2 separate regions of the Homo sapiens genome follow, and region 1 is linked to region 2. The links are chromatin loops, found by intact Hi-C in ENCODE. Cell type or tissue: heart right ventricle. All regions are shown on one strand. Each heading gives the region's core, and the rest is flanking DNA. Links, peaks and the distances in the headings are about the cores only.

Region 1 (2,916 bases), core at 289-2,788, 160 kb before region 2:
ACCACCATAAGGCCGTTTGGAGAGGACTGAGAATATCACACTGAGAAAAGGCTTGAGGTCTAACTGCCCCCAGCTGCAATAGATATGGGACCTTGGCCTTCCTCTTGCCTTGCTTGGGCCTTGGCTTTGGTCCATAAGTGGGGGCTACATCCTGCTTTCTTTACCAGCTGGTGAACTTTTGAGGATACTTTTGTTTCCCCAGTGCTTTTCCCAGAGGCTTATAAGAGTCTTAAATCAATCCATGTGTATGAAAGGAGAAGAACACTGCAGAGGAATTCAGAGTAAGGGAGACCCACCTGTCCTGTCTTTCCCTTCTGTCTCAGGGAAGCATTCTCCTAACTACCCTGAACACTCCTGCTCTGAGGCGTCTGGGCATTTCATTGTCTGCATTGCTCTATTTCTAATACACACACCCTCACAGAATTCCACAGCTCTCACATGTTCAATTTCATCTGAAAAAGTCACATTTTCTCAAGAAAGCTAAGTTCATGCTCTTAGGCAATAAAAATACCTTGTTTGTTTATTCATTTCCTCCTCCATTCCCAAACCCCATATTATATGCCTTGGTGTGATTTGAAAAAGCTGTTCTCAACAGCATCTCCCCTCCCTCCCCCATTTCTTCTTTGAAAATATAGCGTGACATTACTAACCAAAAAGACATCTGCCATCTGGTGAAGTCCTATTTTTACTGCCAAGGAAGCCAAAATATTAATTACCTTAAAATAGTAACACCTTTTTTTTTCTACTGATCCTCTTTTTTTTAGTCTTTAACATTTATACATTTACTTATTTTTAAAATACGACACAGTTATATTATTATAATTATCTTTTAATTTGACCCTTTTTACTTTTTAAAAAATGTTTATCTTTATTTTAGATTCATAGGGTACATGTGCAGATTTCTTACATGGCTATATAGTGTGATGCTGAGGTTTGGGGTATGACAGTCTCTGTCACCCAGATAGTGAGCACAGTACCCAACAGGTAGTTTTCAGCTCTTGCCTTCCTGTCTCTCTTCCCCTGCTAGTAGTCTCCAGTGTCCATTGCTCCCATCTTTATGTCCATGTGTACCCAATGTTTAGCTTCTACTTATAAGTGAGAACATGCAATACTTGGTTTTCTGTTCCCGCATTAATTTGCTGAGGACATTTTTTTTTTGAGACAGGGTTTCACCCTGTTGGCCAGGTTGGTCTCAAACTCCTGACCTCAAGTGATCTGCCTGCCTCGGCCTCCCAAAGTGCTAGGATTGCAGGCATGAGCCACTGCACCCAGCCCAAAGGATGTAATTTTCTTCTCTCTTATAGCTGCGTGGTATTCCACGGTGTATATTGTACCACATTTTCTTATCCAATCCTCCATTGATGGGCATCTAGGTTGATTACATGTCTTCATCATTGTGAATAGTGCTGCCATGAACATATAAGCACATGTCTTTTTGGTAGAATGACTTATTTTCCTTTGGATATATACCCAGTAATGGGATCACTGAGACAAATGGTAGTTCTGTTTTACATTCTTTGAAAAATCTCCAAACTGCTTTCCACAGTGGCTGGACTAATTTACATTCCCACCAACAGTGTATAAGCATTCCTTTTTTTCTTCTTCAGCCTCACCAGCATTTGTTATTTTTTGACGTTTAAGTAATAGCCAGCTGGGTGCAGTGGCTCATGCCAATAATCTCAGCATTTTGGGAGGCCGAGACGGATGGATTACTTGAGTTCAGGAGTTCAAGACCAGCCTGGGCAACATGGCAAAACCCTGTCTCTACAAAAAATACAAAAAAATAGAAATTAGCTGGGCGTGGTGTCACATTCCTGTAGACCCAGCTACTCAGGAGCCTGAGGTGGGAGGATAACTTGAGGTCGAGGCTGCAGTGAGCCATGATCGCACCACTGCACTCCAGTCTGGGTGACAGAGTGAGGCCCCATCTCAAATAATGATAATAATAATAATAGTAATAGCCATTCTAACTCATGTGAGATGATACCTCATTGTGGTTTTGATTTGCATTTCTCTACTGTTTAGTGATGCTGAACATTTTTTCATATGTTTGTTGGCTGCTTGTATGTCTTCTTTTGAGAAGTGTCTGTTCATGTCCTTTGCACACTGTTTGAAAGGATTACTTCTTGCTTGTTGAACTGTTTAAGTTCCTAAGAGATTCTGGATGCTAGTGGACCCCTACCTTTCACCATATACAAAAATTAACTCAAGATGGATTAAATATTTAAATGTAAGTCCTCAAACTATAAAATACTAGAAGAAAACCTAGGAAACACCATTCTGGACATCAGCCTTGGCAAATAATTTATGGCTAAGTCCTCAAAAGCAATTGCAACAAACACAAAAATTGATAAATAGACCTAATTAAACTAAATAGCTTCTACATGGCAAAAGAAACTATCAACAGAGTAAACAGACATGCTACAGAATGGGAGAAAATATTTGCGAACTATTTATTCTCTTTTATAAATGTCTTCAAAATATGTTTGTCAGAAACAGTCACAGGGTATTTGAGATTAAGAGGTGATCACCCAACCACATATGTCATAGATACTCCTGTGATTTAATTATCACCCAAGAATTTAAACAAAATAAAGGTCCAAAATATGCATTTGGAGGTTCAGAAAATAAATGACAAATTGCAACTTCTAGATTTACATAGACTGAGCCTTCTCTAACGCTGCCAGAAGACAGTCTGAATATTGAAGCCTTTGTCTCTTTTGAGCTTTTTAACACATTTGAAAATCAACACCTTGAAAACCTTTAGACATTTTCCATCCTAAAAGGTAGAGTTGATTTTTACGTATAAGGATTTGTGATCTCCAGCATCAGGGAATGTACCTGTCTGAATGAACTCTGCTGAAAAAAATGCATCTTCAACTCCATCATCATCTTCATTGTCACCATTTATCAGGA
Region 2 (2,916 bases), core at 211-2,710:
CTTCCTATTATGTCCTCTGCTAATTGTTAAAATAGACGGCAAGCTTCACAAGGACAGAAATAGTCTTATTGCTTTTAATCCTCAGCACCATATCCAGCACATGGTAGGGATTCAGTAAATGTCTGTAAATGTTGAATGAAAGATAATATAGTTTTAAAATATAATTTTGATTCATTTTTAATTCAACCTTTGTCATGTCCTATTATACAAGCTATTCAGTATTTAAAAGCCTAACAAGCCTCTTAATAAGCATTTGTGAAAAGCCTGGTGTATTTAAATTACTGAATAGTAAACATCAGCCAAGACTTGCAGAACTTGATGAGGTTTGAAACAAAGGATCTTATTCCTCTAACTTGCATCAAGCTAAGTACCAGTTACCGTGTTTCTGAGGGCATTTCAAGAGAGTGAGGTGATGTTCAGTTTAGAGGGATGAACTGCCAGCTTTCCCGCAGGGCTGGATTTCTGTTAGTGTCAGAACTGCTGACACACCTGCTCGGGGTGGACTCAGGGCAAAACCTGATCAAGGGCAAGCCTGGGTAAGTAAAGAGTGCAAGTTAGCATCTGACCACTTTTTCCTTAGACATTAAAAAAAAAGTTTTCTTCAATAAATATGAAAAATCTTTGATCAATGTTCACATGTTTTCTTGGAAATGCACATCTAAAAGTGGAACTATCTGCTCTTCTCTAGAAACTTCTAGGGGCAAGAGAACAGAATAGCCATAATAGAGATCAGAGTATAAATTAGAGGGCTGACAGCATCATTACAAAATGAGGATTGGTATCTAAAATGCTAGAGCCGGTGGCTAGAGGAGTCTCTGGCCTCCTGTCAGACAGAGAGAAACATGCTTCTTCCCAAAGTTTCTCCCCCTGTGCAATAACCTTAATAATATCAACCAGTTCTAAACAACATATTCTGTGTTGGGTCTGTTAGATACTTTATCAACATTATCTCATAATTGTTCAAAATACTTATTACCCGCACTCTGAAGATGAGAATACTGAGGCTCAGAAAGGTTAATCAGCTTGCCTAAAATCTCCCAGCTAGTATGAGATAGGGTCAGTATTCAAACTCAAGTATCTATGACCCCAAGCCCATGTTACGCCTCTAATACTAGGCTGAAGCTGAAGCTAGGGTTTAGAGAAAGCACCCAGGCCTGGAAAAGGGAGTAGGCTGGCATCATAGCAGTGCTAAGGCCCCAGTAAAGAACTGGAGGCCACCCAGGGCATAAGTCCAGTCTCAGAGCCTGGACGCACACCAGAGCATGAGTGACAAGACTAACTCAGTGGGCACGAATGATAAAGGCTTCACTCCATGGTTAGAGCTACAGTCTAATCCTTGGCAGACAGAGAGGTGAACTGACTGACAGACATGTGGAGATACTGACACAGATGGAGAGGGACAGTGCAGGGCTGGGACTGTCAGGAGGGACCTTCACCACTCTCCTCTCCCCTAACATCCAAAGTCCGTCTTCACATCCTCCTCAGCCATTTTTCTCCTCCAGCTCCACCATTCTCTCCAAGCACACCTTAGTGGCTCTACAAGGGAGCATCCTGGGTTTGAATTTTACCACCTCCTGCCTCCCAAGAAGGCCACTGAGCCCTAAGCTTGAGTTTTTTTATTGTCACCCAGGTAACGATAATCCATAAAGAGGCAGAAAATAAGCCACTTGGAGGTAAAGTAACCTCTCACAGCAAATGTCCTTACAGTAGTCTTTATAGCCTGGCACACGGACTTTAGGTAGCAGAGTCAATATACTTGCATGCTACACAACTTTCTCATGTTTTGCCTGACACTCACTTATTCCTGACCTTTCCATACTAGGGAGAGACAAACCCTTCCATTTGTTTAGCATTTTAACGTTACGAAACGCTTTCTGCTGCATTACCTCACTGAGCCCTCACTAGAGTGTGGAAGGCCTAATCCCCGTGTCAGATGAGGAAATGGAGCCTGGGAGAAGGTGAACAGACCACCCTAGGCCATAGGAGTGGCCAACCTCAAACAGCAGTCAGAGCCCAGAGCCAGTGGTCCCTATTCTGGGCCCTGCTCGCCTCACCACAGCGAAAGAGAGAATGACTCCACCTGCAATTGAAGCAAAGTCTTCTTCAGCCCAACTTTCATTTCCTCATGGTGTAAACTTTGCCTCAGTTAATATAAGTAAAACCAGCTAAAACAAAAGCACTTGCCACAACTCTGGGAGTGGAACATCAAACTCCCCACGCTGACCTCAGTTGACAGAGGGCTTCCTGACTCAGAGATTTCCTCCTAACCTCTACATATTTATATCTCTTTTCCTAACGAAAACACCAGACACCATAAGGAGGGTATGTACATGGAGGACAATTTTAGACTGTGAACAACCAAAGAAATGATGAATATGGGTCATGTAAAGGACAAGAGACAAGAAGACATGAGGAGGGACTCACACAGATAAGCCTGGGCACGTGGGAAGTCCCCACCTGACGCAGACAGCTCTCTTCATCGTCAGCCCTCTGTGCTGGCCCAGATGAAGCTCAGTATCCAGCCACCTTCCCCTGCTGCCCTCAGCTCATTTGTTTTGTCTTCCCACCAGGAACATGTGTTTCACTTCCCAGCCTCCTCCTAAAACCCCTGGCCTGTCGTCTGTGCACCATGTAAAGAGAACCAGATGTCAACTCAAAAATCACGAGGTTTTCACAAATTCAGAGAGCAAGCTTTATTTCTTAATGAGGATTACACCCTGAGAGGTGATCATTTTGATAGGCTGGGAAGCATAGCCTCTAACAGAGAAAGCAAGCAAGCCCTTCAAGGGGGAGAAGGATGGGACAGGAATTTATACTGAACAGGTTGGTCAAGTATGCATATTCAACAGGTTATTGGAGGAGCTATGAATATTCAGGAAGGGGGTCCTAATGCACACATACTAAATGATCATGTAT

What was found. Hi-C counts contacts between places; a loop is a spot of excess contacts. Peaks named below come from ENCODE experiments on the same cell type or tissue, not always from the same donor. Only the 100,000 strongest peaks of a DNase experiment are listed, where the experiment ranks them.
Region 1: a loop joins it to region 2, with 2.5 times the contacts of the local background. A loop is called at or near these places in 2 of 110 quality-filtered maps.

Annotation. Positions count from the first base shown.
Region 1 is chr3:178,513,628-178,516,543 of GRCh38, forward strand. No RefSeq gene overlaps it. Among named protein-coding and RNA genes, the nearest start is that of KCNMB2, 21 kb to the right of the region's middle. In heart right ventricle, for the core only: no CTCF peak of the experiment used is centred there; no DNase peak of the experiment used is centred there.
Region 2 is chr3:178,674,995-178,677,910 of GRCh38, forward strand. The region is part of intron 1 of KCNMB2 (potassium calcium-activated channel subfamily M regulatory beta subunit 2); the gene reads left to right. All of the region lies in intron 5 of KCNMB2-AS1 (KCNMB2 antisense RNA 1), which reads right to left. Among named protein-coding and RNA genes, the nearest start is that of KCNMB2, 140 kb to the left of the region's middle. RefSeq lists an enhancer at 2,231-2,340. In heart right ventricle, for the core only: no CTCF peak of the experiment used is centred there; a DNase peak (open chromatin) is centred at 1,247; H3K27ac peaks cover 2,500 bases.